2 separate regions of the Homo sapiens genome follow, and region 1 is linked to region 2. A link is a loop called in an ENCODE intact Hi-C map of the cell type or tissue named here. Cell type or tissue: mammary epithelial cell. All regions are shown on one strand. Each heading gives the region's core, and the rest is flanking DNA. Links, peaks and the distances in the headings are about the cores only. Region 1 has its middle 26 kb from the start of KRTAP24-1. Region 2 overlaps LINC00307 (long intergenic non-protein coding RNA 307).

Region 1 (8,344 bases), core at 67-8,066, 50 kb before region 2:
AATACATGTAAGCGTTGACTTTCTGTAATATGAAGGCCTCCAAAATGCGAATCTTCCCTCAAATATATTATCAGACAGACACAGGGTCTTTTGTGAAAAACAAAAAACACAGAAAACTTTTCTTTGGGTTTGTTAATTCATTCAGCATATCTCTGTTGATTGATCTATTTTGCACGTAAGTCTTCAGGTACTACAAATGTTATTTGGGTCTGCTCTTTGCTTTCTTTATTTAGAAAAGCTTTATTTTTGGTTCAGGAGTATGTGCACAGGTTTGTTATACAGGTGAACTCATGTATTGGGAGTTTGTTGTACAGATTATTTCATCTCCCACTTACTAAGCCTAGTACCCAACAGTTATTTTTTCTGCTTCTCTTCCTCCTCCCACTCTCCACCCTCAAGTAGGCTCCAGTGTCTATTGTTCCCTTTGTGACCATGAGTTGTCATCATTTAGCTCCCACTTATAAGTAAGAACATGTGGTATTTGATTGTAGTTTCCTGTGTTAGTTTGCTAAGGATAAAGGCCTCCAGCTCCATCCATGTTCCCCCAAAAGATATGATATCATTTTTATGGCTACACAGTATTCCATGGTGTATATGTACCACATTTTCTTTATTCAATCTGTCCTTAATGGCCATTTAGGTTGATTCCATGTCTTTGCTATTGTGAAAAGTGCCACAATGAGAATTTGCATGCATGTGTCTTTATGGTAGAATGATTTATATTCCTCTGGGTATATATCCAGTAATGGGATTGCTGGGTCAAATAGTAGTTCTGTTTTTAGCTCTTGCGGAATCACCACACTGCTTTCTTTGCTTTCTAAGAGCAATCTAAGCTGACAGATTATCATTTATTTTATTCTTCTATGGAAACCATAGCTAACCGTCTATTTCTGAAGTATGAACCTTTCACGAGTACTCTGTTCCACTTCATTCTCCTTTCTTAAAAATCATATAGAATGTCCTGTCTTTTCCCCTAATTATCTCTGTTGGAGAATACTTTGGTTGTAGGTACTTAGACAAATAACCCAGATGGCATGTGTCTATGATACAATCTTTATAATACTATGCACAGGGTCTGTATCTTAGACCTCTTCCTTAAGTAAGCCAATTATATGTGTATTTAGTTTATTAACTCATGTGTAACTCACATATCTCCCATCTCAGTTTAGGAAGCACAGTCCCCTCTCACTGTGGGGCCTACTTGTATCATCTCATTTCTTTCCTTCGCTTTCCTTATATCCAAATTTAGAACCCAATAGCCTACAAAATACATTCCAATTCAGTGTTTTTTGATCTACAAGATTCATTCCAATGCAGAATGCTCTAATCCCATGATTTTACTGCAAGAGTTGTAAATCAACATAGGGTTGGATTTACTGCAACCCATTCAAAAGTGTAGACAATGCTCAAATTTTATATGAGTACATTCTGAAATAATGCTATACGTAACAAAATGCTCTAGCTAATTAGACACTTAAATTGTGGTGGGGTGGTGGGGGAGGGGGTGTTCGGGAGAGATAGAGAAAGAAGAGAAAAATTGAAATCAATTTCTATCCTCAGAGAAACTTCAATGTGTTTTCAGGGCAGTCTGTGTCTTTACATGATACAAATCATCCAGGGTACACCTTAAGATATAAAAATATAAAGCAATTTTCCATTATCTTATTAGTAGCTCACAGTGAAGAGATTAAGTTCTTTGTTTTTTGGGAATGTAAATTCTTGTGTTTAATCAAAGTTTACCTTTAAAGTTGTTGTTTGGTTTGCAGGTTTTTGTTAAAATGAAGTTGCAGAGGAGTTAATTTTTGAAAAGTAGGGTAGACACAGAGCTGTGTTTGAATTATTTCTTTTTACTATGAAAAACTTTTTCCAAGAATTCAAGAAATCGCTTGTAAGAAATGAGAACCAGAGAGAAGACATTGAAGACACTACTTGCATGATAGACTTTTATGAGATACCTGGGTGCCCGTGACAAGAGATGGCCCAGTGCTGTGGAAAGGACCCTGTCATGGTCTGCTCCTTTAAACACTGATGACTTTATGAGTACCTAAAGATAGCAAGCTTGACACAAACATAAGATATCTCAAGAGAGACAACGTTTATAGTGTCAGTGGAGAAAGTCTTTCTACCAGCTCCAAGAATAAGGACTTTTGACCCAAGGGAACTGAATCAGGAGAGAAATAATATGTTTGATGGTATTTGGTAACTATTTTAAATGACTTATTTGCACATATACTGAGTTACTCCTTTGGTATAGCAGAAATATTTGAGCAACAATTTTCAGTTATGAAAAAAGTTACCAAAAGCCAACAATTGTGCCAATGAGTAGCAATGCAAGAAACATTTCACTTCTACTGCAGGATGGTAAAAATTGTATGTAAATTTTTTTGTATCAAATACATTTTTATTAGAATTCTAATATATGTCTTTCATTTTAATTTGAAAAGTTCTTTATTCATTTTGAACTGAGAAGTGTTAATAAAATTAGTGATAATAACAACATATATGGTAAGTGCTTATTCTGTGGACACTGTGATAAGTGGATAAGTGTTTTGTATGGATGAGTTCATTTAGCCATTACACCACCCTAAGGTGAAACTTATTTTTCCTGTTGTATATATGACGATACTTAGGTTTCAGAGAACCTAATAGACAGATTTAGGATACAAAGCAAGTCTGATTAACTCCAGAATCTTTAAACCTCTCCACCAGGGCCTAACAACCTCAGCACAATTGATATTTGGACTGAATTATTAGTTGAAGATGGGGACTTTACTGTGTATCATAAGATGCTTAACAGCATCCCTGGTTTCTACCCACTAGATGCCAGTAGCACTGGTACCCTCAAAACACACACACACATATACACGCATGCGCGCGCACACACACACGCACACAATGTGAAAATTGCCAAATGTGTCCTAGGTGGGGTTGGGAGGCAGGCACATCACCTGGGTTGAGAACCACAGTTTGACACTGTATTGCTTCCCTGCAAATTCAGCAAGCGAAATGGGAAGCACAGGTCCATTGAGAGAGATACTTTGGTAACCCCTGAAAGTTTTAGAAGGCAGGGCCCTGAACATGGCTTGGGAATTATGGGGAGCACCGAATTAACTTGTTGTCTGTGCTCCTTAACTACACATTACTTGGGAGTTGGAGATTCAGAAAAAAAAAAATAGGATTCGATGTTGTGTTTTATGCCCAGTTTGTTTGACATGTCTTTAGCTTGGGTTTTCTGCAAGCATATTTGCTATCAAACCTGGGCCCAGCTGAATGACTTGAGCCAAGAGCCGTTTGAGCAGATCATCAAAATACCCGAATCAGAATTTAAAGAGGAAACATAAATCAGAGAGAGTAACTGAGAGGTTATACTAGCAGGGTGGCCTATGGAGAAACTACATCAGACCTTGTTTTGTGGCCATTATCTCTTCAGGACGGAATAAAAGGTGTCTCTCACCTCTCTTAGGGCAGCCAAGCTTTCACGTTCCTAAAGACAACACATTTTACCACCAGGGGGCAGGAATTAATTAGCCCTCTGAGTGTAAGTTGGGCAGCCCTGGATGCTGAGCGCAGAGAAGATCTGCTGTTGAGTCAAGGCCAGTATGAAAATCTGTATTGGGGTAGGGAGTTGAAGATTGAAAAGGAGAGTGCTTTTTGCCACCTTCTGAATACTGAGATGAGAAAGGGCAGCATTTTTGTATTTCAGAATTTGGAGATCTAGGCCTGGGTTGTTTGCTGGTGAAGAGAAGTTGGAGGCTGCAGTGAGCCGTGATCTCACTACTGTACTCCAGCCTGGGTGACGGAGTGAGACCCTGTGTCAAAAACAATATTATTATTTTCTAATGGATTTAAGAGATTTTTAACAGTAATGTTAAAGGTATGCAATTATTTCCATATGTTATGAAATTAGATCTTATTCTCTGGATTTTTTTTTTAAGGCTGGGGAAAATATGATGAGGCCTTGAATAGCTTTATTAGATTTACTCCTCATTCTATAAACTAAACCCATTTCAGAAAGATTGAAGAATAAATTTTAATCAAATTTGGGGCAATGAAAAACCAGACAGAATATAAGTGAGTCACAATATATATGTATTTAACTTACACAAATTTAACACTGAATTCAACAAAAAATTATACACATTTAAAAAACGAATTATATATTTTCTCATGTTTTTTCATGTAATGCCTATAATCATGTACATTATATATTTATCAACATATATAATTGTCCAGATTGTGCACACACAAACAAAAACATGTTGAATATTTGCTCAAACACAAAGCTTGTCACATAGTAATGTAATTGATGTATTAGTTATTACTCCTGTTAATAATAATACTGGCTAGGTGCAGTGGCTGATGCCTGTAATCTCAGCACTTTGAGAGGCCAAGGCAGGAGGATCTTTTGAGCCCAGGAGTTCAAGACCCATCTGGGCAACATAGTGAGTCCCTGTCTCTACAAAAATACAAAAATAAAACTAAGCCAGGCATGGCGGGGCGCACCTGTAGTCCCAGCTTCTAAGGAAGCTGACATGAGAGAATTGCTTGAACCTAGGAGGTCAAGGCTGCAGTGAGCCATGATCGTGCCACTGCACTCCAGCCTGGGTGACAGAGTGAGACCCTGTCTCAAAAATAATATTATTGTTTCCTAAAGGATTTAAGAGAGTTTTTTTAACAGTAATGTTAAATGTATGCAATTATTTCCATATGTTTTGAAATTAGATCTTAACATCTTGATCAAAAAATAAAAAATAAAAACCAGGTTCTTTGTAACACAAAGTGACCTATTGCAAGGACCTCATGGACTTTTACGAAGCACAAATATATCAACAAATTATTCTAGTATAAAGATTAGGGAGAAGAGGAAGAAAGAAAGAAAAGGAAGAAAGTAAAAAAGAAAGCAAGGAAGGGAAAAATGGAGAAAAAGAAAGAGGGAATAGGAGAAAGAGGCGGAAGAAGGGAAGGCAGAGAGAGGGACAAGGAAGGAAAAAATGAAGAAAGTCCTATGAGCCAGGAGAGGGTAGAGAATTAAAGTTACCAGGGAAGAAAAGAAAAGCTTCCACAAAGACTCTTACAAGTCAGGTAGAGAAGAGAATAGAAGGGTTCCCATGGCATAGGGAGGGGCCCTGAAAGAGCATGACACATTCCGGAGGGGCCCTGAAAGAGCATGACACATTCCGGGAACTCCCAGTTGCCCACGGTGGCTGGCACTTATGCTGTGGGCACCTAGTTTGGGTTATAGGCCTTATCAGATGTGATGGTTAATTTTATTTGTCAACTTGACAGGTCTAAGAGATGCCCATAAAGATGGTAAAACATTACTTTCTGGGTGTGTCGATGAAGGTGTGCCTGGAAGCATGTTAGTATTTGAATCCATAGACTGAGTAAAGAAGATGGTTTGCCCCAGCATGGGTGGGCATGATCCAATCTGTTGAGGGCCTGAATAGAACAAACAGGCAGAGGAAAGGCAAATTCACTTCCTTTGCTGAGCTGGACCATCTCTCTTCTTTTATCCTCTGGAGCTCTTGGTTCTCTGGCCTTTCGACTTGGACATGGACTTACATCTTTTTTTCCCCAGGTGTCAGGCCTTTGGACTTGGGCTGGAACTATACCACTGATTTTCCTGTCCCTCCAACTTGCAGAGAGCAGATCATGGAGCTTCTCAGCTTCCTTACAGGCATAAGTTAACCTCTCATAATAAATCTCTTTATTTATAACTACTCCATTCATTCTGTTTCCCTGAAGAACTCTCACTAACACATCAGTCACCTTAAGGAGTTAGGTTTTATCTGGTAGATGTTGGGAAACAAAAACAGATTTTAAAGAAAAAAACTTTTATGACTGTGGTAACAGGTATAAAAACATAAAGGAGTTAAAAAAGATGAAGGATACAGAAGCCAGTCAACTGGTTAGTGCAATAATTCTTAGGTGGTTGCTGAATATAAACAGTGGTACCATAAATGGAGATAGATGTGGTACACATTTAAGGGAAATTGGATTGATTGCAAGCATGAAGGAGAAGCAAGATCCTGAAATTTGAGTCTTGGGTGAGTGATGGGACTTGAGTTAATAATGCTGCCCTGTGATAAAAGGAAAATGATTTTGAGAAATAAAGAAAAAATAAAGAAAAAATGATTTTGAGAAGGGTTTGGATTGAGCTTTGGAAATATTATATTTATTGCACTTGTCAGACAGTGTCACAGCTATCCATATACATTTTTCTTACCCACTAGAATGCGAACACTTTGTGTCAAGGGCTATGGCTTAATTATAGATGTGGGCCCATGGCTTAGATCAATGTGTTTTCTATAACAGAGATGAAATATGCATTGTTTTATTTAACTTCCCTGTTTCTTTAAAATTAAATTGTCTCTATAAACATTATATTATCTTATGCAATGTTTAAAGACAAAACTGGTAATTGTTTTAGAAGCAAGAAACATGATTTATTTGCCATTTTCAGTGGTATAGATAAATAAAAAGCCTTGCAAGTCCTAGATAGAAGTAAATGCATTTGTTAGGCCTGCATTGAGCTGCAGAAAACAGAAAACTGCCTACCCTGGCTTCACAACACAAAGGTCTTTCTTCTTGCATACCAAAACTGGGGGAGACATAGGTAAGTCAAGGCTGGTAAGACTTCTCCACGATGCCATTAAAAACCCAGATAATTCCAGCTTTCTGTTACACCAACCCCAGTGTGTGGCTTTTATTCTCACTTCCCCCAGAGAGCTGTTTTACCTTCAGGTATCAGATGCTTATTCTAGATAGGACAAAGGAGAAAAGGAGAAAGATAAACAGCTAAAGAAATAGACCACCTAAATATGGCTCCCTTTAAATTGCTATTCAGGTGCCCCATTCATTGATTTCTATTTACATCTAATTGACCAGGGCGTGGTCGCATCTCTATTCCTATTGCAGGAAAGTAAGGAGGGATGACTATTTATAACTAAGCATATGTTTTCCTGAACAAAATAGGAATTGTGTAAGTTTAGAAAATGGTGTACTTCCAACCTTATGATGCACCTTGAAATGGATATTGATGAGAAATTTCTGTCTCTTTTTTTTCTTTTTTGAAATTTTTATGGGGTACATGAAATATTTTGATACAATGCATGATAATCACATCAGGGTAAATGGGGTATTCATCCCCTCAAGCATTTATCATCTATTTCTGTTACAAACAGTGCAATTATGCTTTTTTTTTTTTTTTTAGATGGAGTTTCGTTCTTGTTGCTCAGGCTGGAGTGCAGTGGCACTATCTCTGCTCACTGCAACCTCTGCCTCCCAAGTTCAAGGGATTCTCCTGCCTCAGCCTCCTGAGTAGCTGGGATTACAGGTGCCCGCCACCACGCCCAGCTAATTTTCTATATTTTTAGTAGAGACGGGGTGTCACCGTGTTGGCCAGGCTGGTCTTGAACTCCTGACCTCATGTGATCCGCCCACCTCAGCCTCCCAAAGTGGTGAGATTACAGGCGTGAGCCACCGTGCCCAGCCAATTGTACTTTTTTAGTTATATTTACATGTATAATAATTTATTGTTGGTGGTAGTCATTGTTGAGTTATTAAATACTAGATCTTATTCATTCTATCTAACTATATTTTTGTATACATTAACTATTCTCACTTCCCCTGTACCCTACTCTTCCCAGCTTCTGGTAACCATCATTCTACTGTCTATCTCCATGAGTTCAACTGTTTTAAATTTTAGTTCCCATAAATTAGCAAGAGCATTCAAAGTTTGACTTTCTACACCTGGCATATTTCACTTAATCTAGTCATCTCCAATTCCATCCATGTTGTTGTAAATGACAAAATCTCATTCTTTTTTATGGCTAAATAGTGTTCTACTGTTTATATGTACCACATTTTCTTTATCCATTCATCTGTTGATGAACACTCAGGTTGCTTCCAAATCTTGGCTATTATGAATACTACTGCAATAAAAATGGGAGTGCATATATTAGGTTGGTATAAAAGTAATTACAATTTTTGCCATTGAAAGCAATATCTCTTTGATATACTGATTTCCTTTCTTTTGGGTATATACCTAACAATGGGATTGCTGGATCACATGGTAAATATATTTTTGTTTTTTGAGGGACATCCATACTGTTCTCCATCTTGGCTGTACTAATTTACATTCACACCAAGAGTGTACGAGGGTTCCCTTCTCTTCTCATTCTCACCAGCATTTGTTATTGCCTGTCTTTTGTATAAAAGCCAATTTAACTGGGGTGAGATGATACCTCCTTGTAGTTTTGATGTGCATTTCACCGATTATCAATAATGTTGAGAAACTTTTTATATACTCATTTGCTATTTGTACGTCTTTTCTTGAGAAATG
Region 2 (8,344 bases), core at 225-8,224:
TAAAATGGGAGTCAAAATTGTGCCTGAGTTCTAGGGTTGCTGTCAAGATTCACTGAGTTGATATACATCAAGTCCTTAGCACAATACTGGGCAAATAATGAATTAGATATCAATCTTGCCTATTCTAGCTACTTTTCAAACCAAATAGAATAATAATATTTTCTTCTTTTTCATACTGTACCACTTGTTGCTCTCACCATGACCCCCCTTCTGCTAATTCTGTATCCAAAATGGCAGTCTCATGCATCGTGAAACAGTTATTAAGCTACAGTACTGTAAGTGCTAGAGAATCCAGGATGGACAAGACAGTTTTTGCTTTCAAGGCATTTACAACTAACAAGAAGAGACAAGAGCGAGGAATGTAGCTGAACTGCATGCCCACCCATGTTTTTGGTGTTTTTCTTTCTTTACCTCATTGATCCTTTAAAAATTCTGTGAATTAGATATTAAATTATAAGAACACAGAGTCTCAATGAAGTAACATGCATATATAAATACACACACATATCTTATATTATCTCATTGACATTAAGTACCTTGAATTAGAATTAGGGAGACTATATATATATATATATATATATATATATATACCTTGAATTAGAATTAGGGAGACTATATATATATATATATATGTACCTTGAATTAGAATTAGGGAGACTATATATATATATATATATATATATATGTACCTTGAATTAGAATTAGGGAGACTATATATATATATATATATATATATATATGTACCTTGAATTAGAATTAGGGAGACTATATATATATATATATATATATATATATATGTACCTTGAATTAGAATTAGGGAGACTATATATATATATATATATATATATATATATATATATATATATATATATACACATACGTACCTTGAATTACAATTAGGGAGACTATATATATATATATATATATATATATGTACCTTGAATTAGAATTAGGGAGACTATATATATATATATTCTCTGTGATTAATATGTGTATAATATATGTCTCAAGTCTTCCCTGTGATTCACTGGTCACAGCATTTTTTCTCCCTGAACACTAAAGTGACCTCCTCATCCATCTTTGCTACATTTTGACTCCCTTCTCATTCCCCTCTTAACCTCTAGATGATTTACTGCTTTTAGTGCCTGACATCTATTACCTTCTCCTGTGGGATAACATTCTATTTTTTTGGACTCCAATTGTAGGCCTTGTATTTCCATTCACCAGGCCTCCTTCCTTGTCCTGAGAAGGACTTCCCTGTCAGTATCCCTGCAACCCCCTCCTCTCAACTGTGATCCAACTGCTGAAACAAAGCCAAATTGCTGCCGAGGCCCAGCAGGCAGAGGCTGGAAGCTTTCTGAGACGTTTCAGGCGCTGCCACCTTCCGGGAAGAAAGAGAAGCATTGTGTTCAATGGTGAGTCTAAGAAGAAGGAGGGGATTCCTGGTGTAGAGGCTCAAGGCCAGGCCTGAATGTCTGCTCGGAGTGAGAGGGTGGGAGAGAAACTCAGGCCCTCCTTGCTTCACAAGTAACCCTGGAAGGAGGGAAGGCTTTGTTCACCTGTCTCAGGGGGATAACCTCGGGGCCAGAAAACCCTTGGGAGACTTATTCATAGGCTGGGTTCCTACTTAGCCTGGGGCCTTGGAGACTGTAAGACCAGAGAGTGAGGACACTGGACAGCTGGGAGTGCGGAGGCTGCTTACCAGGTTCCCAGTAGTCAGATAGCAACTTTAAGGTCACTAGGTCACCACGTACAGCAAGAATTCCTGCCACTCCAGGATTGGCTATTGCTGATGGTAGCAACTTGACTTCCACAGGGGAAAAGATCCTGAAATTATGTAAGGGAACACCAAATAGGACCCAGCAAGTAAAAAAGTGAAGGAAACTACTTCCAATATGGCAAAGTTGATCCTCAAATTCAGAACTATTCTTTCCCAGCCCTGCAGACAAGTTCAACATCTTAAGCATGGGAAAACAAACCAGATAAACAAAACCACAAAACATCGAATGGCCTAGCCTTCTTTTTCCTTCTGGTCTTCTGTCATGGGCCCTGTGGTGCCCATATTCTGGTCTGGTCAGACTCCATGTTACTTCTTTGCCATTCAGAAATTCTGTCCTTCAGGCATTTGATCACCGGCAATGCCCTTGTCATCCTTTATTGTCGGGGTGGTTGAATCCCGGCCTCTGCTTGACCTCTTTCTTCCTGGCTGCACCCACGCATCTTCCCCTGTGCCACACCACGCTGTGTTAGCTCAGTCCTGCTGTGAGACAGAAGTGTGTCAACCACCCCACGCTCCTTCTGGGAAAGAGATTTACCCTACACTATTGCTCTCTGAGCTTCCTTCGTGTCCTTCAAATCACCATGTATTGTATATCTCCCCCACACCTACTTATATACGCCTATGGGTAGCTAACTCTTCATAGCTATATGGGGATCCTCTTTGAAGAGCAACTCTAATTTATTAGATGCTCATTGCACATTGCTAAACCCACTCCCTGCCCCTTTCCTAACTGCCTGCCTCCTTCTTTTCTTTCTTTCTTTCTTTCTTTCTTTCTTTCTTTCTTTCTTTCTTTCTTTCTTTCGTTCTTTCTTTCTTTTTCTTTCTTTCGTTCTTTCTTTCTTTCCTTTCTCTCTCTCTTTCCTTCCTTCTTTCTTTCTTTCCCTCCCTCCCTCCCTTCCTTCATTCCTTCCTTCCTTCCCTCCTTTCTCTTTCTTTCCCCCAGGTTGGAGGGCAGTTGGTGCAATCATAGCTCACTGCATCCCCAACCTCTCGGGCTCAAGCAACCCTTCCACCTCAGCCTCCCAAGTGTCTGGGACTATAGGCTGGAGCCACCACGCCCAGCTATTTTTAATTTTTTTTTAGAGATGAGGTCTCCCTATGCTGCCCAGGCTAATCTCAAAAGCAATCGTCCTGCCTCGGCCTCCCAATCTGCTGGGATTACCAGTATGAGCCACAGTGCCTGGCTGATTCCTTTTCAAATGCCAATAAAGTGCATATGAAAATGCTGAAAACTAAAAGAACCTTTTAGAAAAATAAAAAATATCAGAGTTGAGCATTTTCCTGATTCAGGGAAGAATTTATATAACCTTTCTTACCCAGTGGGCTAAAATAAAATAATAATTGGCATTTGTTATTTAACTTTTTTTAAAAGATAGAATAAATTTTATTAACACAGGCATTGAGCAAACAACCCCAATCCATCTCCATACTCAGCTTTTTCCCTCTTGCTTGGTTTTTCTGATACCCATCCCCCTCCTCCCCACCAGTCTCTATGGTTATTAAATTGGTTGTCTACGGTTGCCTCTCTCTTTACTGATCTCTCTATTTTGCACTTGAGTTGTTGAAACCCTCCTGAGACGGAAGGAGGTCTGTGATTGAAGATCTTTTTCCTTTGTTTTTAATCTGCAACCTGGTAGAAATACATTTGTGTGAGCATCACAAATGAATCTTTTCCCCTATTTTTTTTCTGAATTGGGCTACTTTTTTATGTTGCTTTTTTAATTTTTGATATGAAAGTAGATATTTTTTCGTGGCTACATGGAGATCCTCTTTGAAAAAGAAACTGTATTTTATTAGATATTAAAGTTAAAAAAATACTTTGGAAATCAAACTGCTCTCCAGCTTTAAAGCTGAGAAACCCTCAGAGGAAAAGGAAGCCTATCCTCCTGGTTCAACTGCAGCCCGCCCTGAATCTTAATACAGTGCTCTTTTACTTTTATTAAAGGAAGAAAAAAGAAAAAAAAACATGACTCAGCATTGTGCCCTGCTCTGACTATGATACTGTATTCACAGGGTTAACAAGAACTACATGTCAGGTTCTGAACAGAAATACAGTTATAATTAAGCATTCATCAGTCTGCCCTTTGGCCCATTTCCTTGTAACTAAAAGCCACATAGCACCAGATACGGACGATTTGCATGCCCACTGTTTCCATAGATAGGATTTCCAAAGTTAGAATCATAAGGCTTTTGTTTAAGAATTGTTCAAGATGTTCTTCAGATCCTGGATGCCAGCAGAAGCCTGACGCTACCAGTTTGAAGAGCCCCAGAGAAGAATGAAATCAGGATGATAATGCAGTTTCTTCCTCTCCCCGCCCCAAGACTTCATTCTGCACTCTGCCACCAATCACGGATCCCACATTTCTGCCCACTCCTAGCTCCTTAAAACCTCCAGCCCCATACTCCTTGGAGAGGAGGATTTGAGGTTTCCTCCCTTCTCATATGATTATTAGACTCTGTCTGCCGCAATCTCTGGTATCTCACTCAGTATATTAACTTGCTGTGCATTGAGCCAATGAACCCACAATGGCTGAAATCTTTACTTGCTGTATAACACAAAATCTCAAAACTTGGTGACTCAAAACACGGACTGTTTTTAGATATTATTTCATGGGATAGGAATTTAGGCAGGGCTCAGCTGGCCTGTAGCATCCTCTTCAGTTAGTAGCTAGTGTATAAAGTGTCAACAGTTTTCCTCACTGCCTGGTGCCTTGGCAATGATTCCCCTATATGTGGTCTTATGGCCTCTCCACCTTATCTTTTCACCAAGGGAGTTTGTCAGCAGAATAGCTGAGAGCTTTAAGAATCCAAAGGGGGAAAAATACGAGTCACTTTCACCATATGCAATTGGTCAAAGACAGTCCCAGGTCAAGGAGAAGAAAAACAGGCCCCTCTTCTCAATGGAAAGACCACCAACGATTTTGGAACCATCTTTGGTCCATTCCAGGCTTACAGTACAGTTGTTAAGAACTTAAAGGGAACACAAGGAAGGGGAACATCACACACCGGGGCCTGTGGTGGGGTGGGGGGAGGGGGGAGGGGGGAGGGATAGCATTAGGAGATATACCTAATGTTAAATGACAAGTTAATGGGTGCCGCACACCAACATGGCACATGTATACATATGTAACAAACCTGCACGTTGTGCACATGTACCCTAAAACTTAAAGTATTAAAAAACAACAACAACAACAACAAAAACAACTTAAAGGGAAATTTTTCTTTCACATACACTTATTCCTTGAAACATAGACATGATATAAAAGGTGTGTTTTGGGCCAGGCATGGTGGCTTACACCTGTAATCCCAGCACTTTGGGAGGCCGAGATGGGTGGATCACCTGAGGTCAGGAGTTCGAGACCAGCCTGGCCAAGATGGTGAAACCCCATCTCTACTAAAAATACAAAAATTAGCTGGATGTGGTGGCAGGTGCCTGTAGTCCCAGCTACTCGGGAGGCTGAAGGAGGAGAATCATTTGAACCCGGGAGGCAGAGGTTGCAGTGAGCTGAGATCATGCCACTGCATTCCAGCGTGGTGACAGAGAGAGACTCCTTATAAAAAAAAAAAAAAAAGAAAAAGTCAGACCTTTCGTCAGTTTTATGACCCAGGAATATCTTTCTCAAGGACCTGGGCCATCTCTTCCTAATGTAAATGTGAAGGGAGACAGCATCCCTAACCCTATCTCCCGGTTTCTGGGGAAGGCTAGGAGCCTAACTTCAGTGGACATCTGCTCCAATTTGCAAAATAACTCATGTCATAAAGACATAGAAAATTTGTTTCTCCTCTGGATGAAGCTAATTAGCTGACACAGATGGTCACTCCAATTACCAGGTGAATTTAGGATGGACTTTGTGTGACAAATGGTGCCAAGTTCTCTTACTTGAGAACTAGGTATTGTTTATCTTGAACACATGTATATAACGGTTGCTTCTGCATGGCTATGCAAAAAGGTAAGGTTTGTTTCTGTCTTTTCAATCTCTGAGCAGATTGCTTGTGGTGTGCACCACATTCTAGTTTAATGCTTATTCAAAAATAAGGCCGGGCGCGGTGGCTCACGCCTGTAATCCCAGCACTTTGGGAGAACAAGGCGGGAGGATCACTTGAGGTCAGGAGTTCAAGACCAGTCTGTCCAACATGGTGATACTCTGTCTCTACTAAAAATACAAAAATTAGCCGGGTGCAGTGGCGGATGCCTGTAATCCCAGCTACTCGGGAGGCTGAGGCAGGAGAATTGCATGAGCCTGGGAGTCTGAGGTTGCGATGAGCTGAGATTGCACCATTGCACTCCAGCCTAGGCGAGACAGAGTGAGACTCTGTTTCAAAAAAAAATAAAATTAAAAAAAATAACATAAATAAGATTGTTTTCTTTCTCTGTGACCTTTGTGGAGAGGTGTTTGGAGTTGGCAGATTTTGTTTTTAGTTACATTTTCCCCAAGGGAAGACAAAAATTTTTTTAAAAGGCATGTGAGATAAAATGTTGTAATTTAGAAATTTATGCTTAGTAATAATCGGAGATGTTCACAAATGTTTTGTAAATGCCTATTAATCTAAGCACTATTTATAATGATGGAAAGTTGGAAATAGTCTATGTGTTCCACAGGGAGAAAGGTTCAATTAACGATGGTGCATCCATCCATTCAATGCATATTTCCCTGCTACTGAGGAGTCAGTATATAATGTTATGCTATAATGTTATCAAAATAGGACAAAAACAGTTCTAAAGTGCATAATTACCATTATCATGATTTAAACTCCCTCTCTCCTCTCTCTCTCTCTCCTTCTGTCTCTCTCACACATACACAAACAATGCACTTGCATATGTATACATGAAAAGAATGGCTGAAAAGAAAAAGATGAAAATGTAAAAGTAAGTGTGATTACTATTTTGTTAATAATTTTTTTACTCTCATTTTTTAGTGACTGAATATTTTAATAGTGAGGAAAATCAATAAATGTATACAGTGTTTTTTATTTTTAATTATTAACAGATGAGCCTTCCCATGTTGCTCTGGCTGGACTTCTGGGCTCAAGTGATCCTCCTGTTTCAGCCTCTCGAGCAGCTGGGATTACAGAGGCATGCCGCCATGCCTGGCTAAATGAGTATATTTTAAGGATATAAATATATGAAAAACAAGCTGGGCATGGTGGCTCATGCCTATAATCCCAGCATTTTGGGCGATAAGTTGAGAGGTAGAGATAGAAGAATCCTTTAAGGCCACGAATTCAAGACCAACCTGGGCCACATAGTGAGATCCTATCTCTACAAACAACAACAGCAACAAAAAACAGTAGATATTTAACTTGGCAGAAAATCAAAACAGGACTGCGGAGGAAAAGGATGAGGAAAGACCATTAAACTCTGAGGAAAGTAATCAAACAATGAGAAAAGCTGATGAGAAATTGATGAGAAGTTATAAAGGGGGATAAAAAATGACAGGTGAGCAAGAGAAAAAAGGAAGAATCAAAAAATATTTTTGTATCTTTTCCTTTTTTTTGAGAGTCTTGAGGGGTCTTGTTCTGTTGCGCCAGGCTGGAGTGCAGCAACTTGATCATAGCTTGCCACCATATCCTCCAACTCCTGAGTTCAAGACTCAGCCTCCCAAGTAGTTGGGACTACAGGCATGCACCACCACACTCAGCTAATTTTTATTTTTATTTTTGTAGAGAAGAGGTCTCACTATGTTGCCCAGGCTGATCTCAAACTCCTGGCTACAAGTGATCTTGCCACCTCAGCCTCCCAAAGTGTTGGGATTACAGGCATGAGCCCCTGCACACAGCCAGCAATATTTTCTAGATCTGTGGAAATATTTATGATTGAAAGACAGCTGTTTTACCATGCTTCAAGAAAAATTACTCATCTTAAGTGAAGACTGAGAGCTAGTTTGATAAAGGCTTCATATTTTAAATTTAACTAAAGGGTTTTGGAAATATCCAAGTGGGAAAAAAATAAGTTGACAATTCATATAAACAAATATCAGTTTCACTTTGATTTCTATCCTTAAACCACAACACAATACATTCAGTTTCTGCTTTCATTTCACTCTTTGATTTTTACATTTCAACCAGCAAGCCATCTTATTTCACAGAGAGAATTTACTTTTTTAACATGGTAAAAGGTGAATATAAACTTTTAATTTCCTAAGTAGTAAAATTTTCAGCTCCATTTGTTAAATAATCCATTCCCTGTAGTTTACTGATGCCTTATTTATCAAGTAAAAATGCATACATATCTCACTGTCTGTTTCTGAGCTATTTATTCTGCTTCATTGATCTCTGGATTTTTTTAAAAGTAGATCGTCACTAATTGATCTAAAGGCTACTGGTTTCATCAAGTTTTGGGATATCTGTCTTGAATATACTTTACATTCTTACTCTACTGACTTTGTAGTGGAAATAATTTCACAGAGTGCTTGCCCAACTCACTGTAGAACGTGAGCTGAGGAGAAAATATTGCATTAATAGTGAGGAGGCTCAGATCAAATCTTTTCTTTCTTCTTTTATAGCAAATGTGGCAGGCATACTCCAGTAGTATCTCTGTCCCATCTATTCTTATAAATTTCAAAA

The links. Hi-C counts contacts between places; a loop is a spot of excess contacts. Peaks named below come from ENCODE experiments on the same cell type or tissue, not always from the same donor. Only the 100,000 strongest peaks of a DNase experiment are listed, where the experiment ranks them.
Region 1: it touches region 2 in a loop (6-fold over the local background); 2 of 110 quality-filtered maps call a loop at or near these places.

The regions. Positions count from the first base shown.
Region 1 is chr21:30,253,141-30,261,484 of GRCh38, reverse strand. No RefSeq gene overlaps it. Among named protein-coding and RNA genes, the nearest start is that of KRTAP24-1, 26 kb to the left of the region's middle. In mammary epithelial cell, for the core only: a CTCF peak has its summit at 3,496 (motif pointing right); DNase peaks (open chromatin) are centred at 3,524 and 5,194.
Region 2 is chr21:30,202,809-30,211,152 of GRCh38, reverse strand. It overlaps LINC00307 (long intergenic non-protein coding RNA 307), which reads left to right. Exons shown (of 3, transcript NR_038855.1): 2 at 1,228-1,415; 3 at 1,817-2,002. Among named protein-coding and RNA genes, the nearest start is that of LINC00307, 4.8 kb to the left of the region's middle. In mammary epithelial cell, for the core only: no CTCF peak of the experiment used is centred there; a DNase peak (open chromatin) is centred at 4,402; H3K27ac peaks cover 1,504 bases.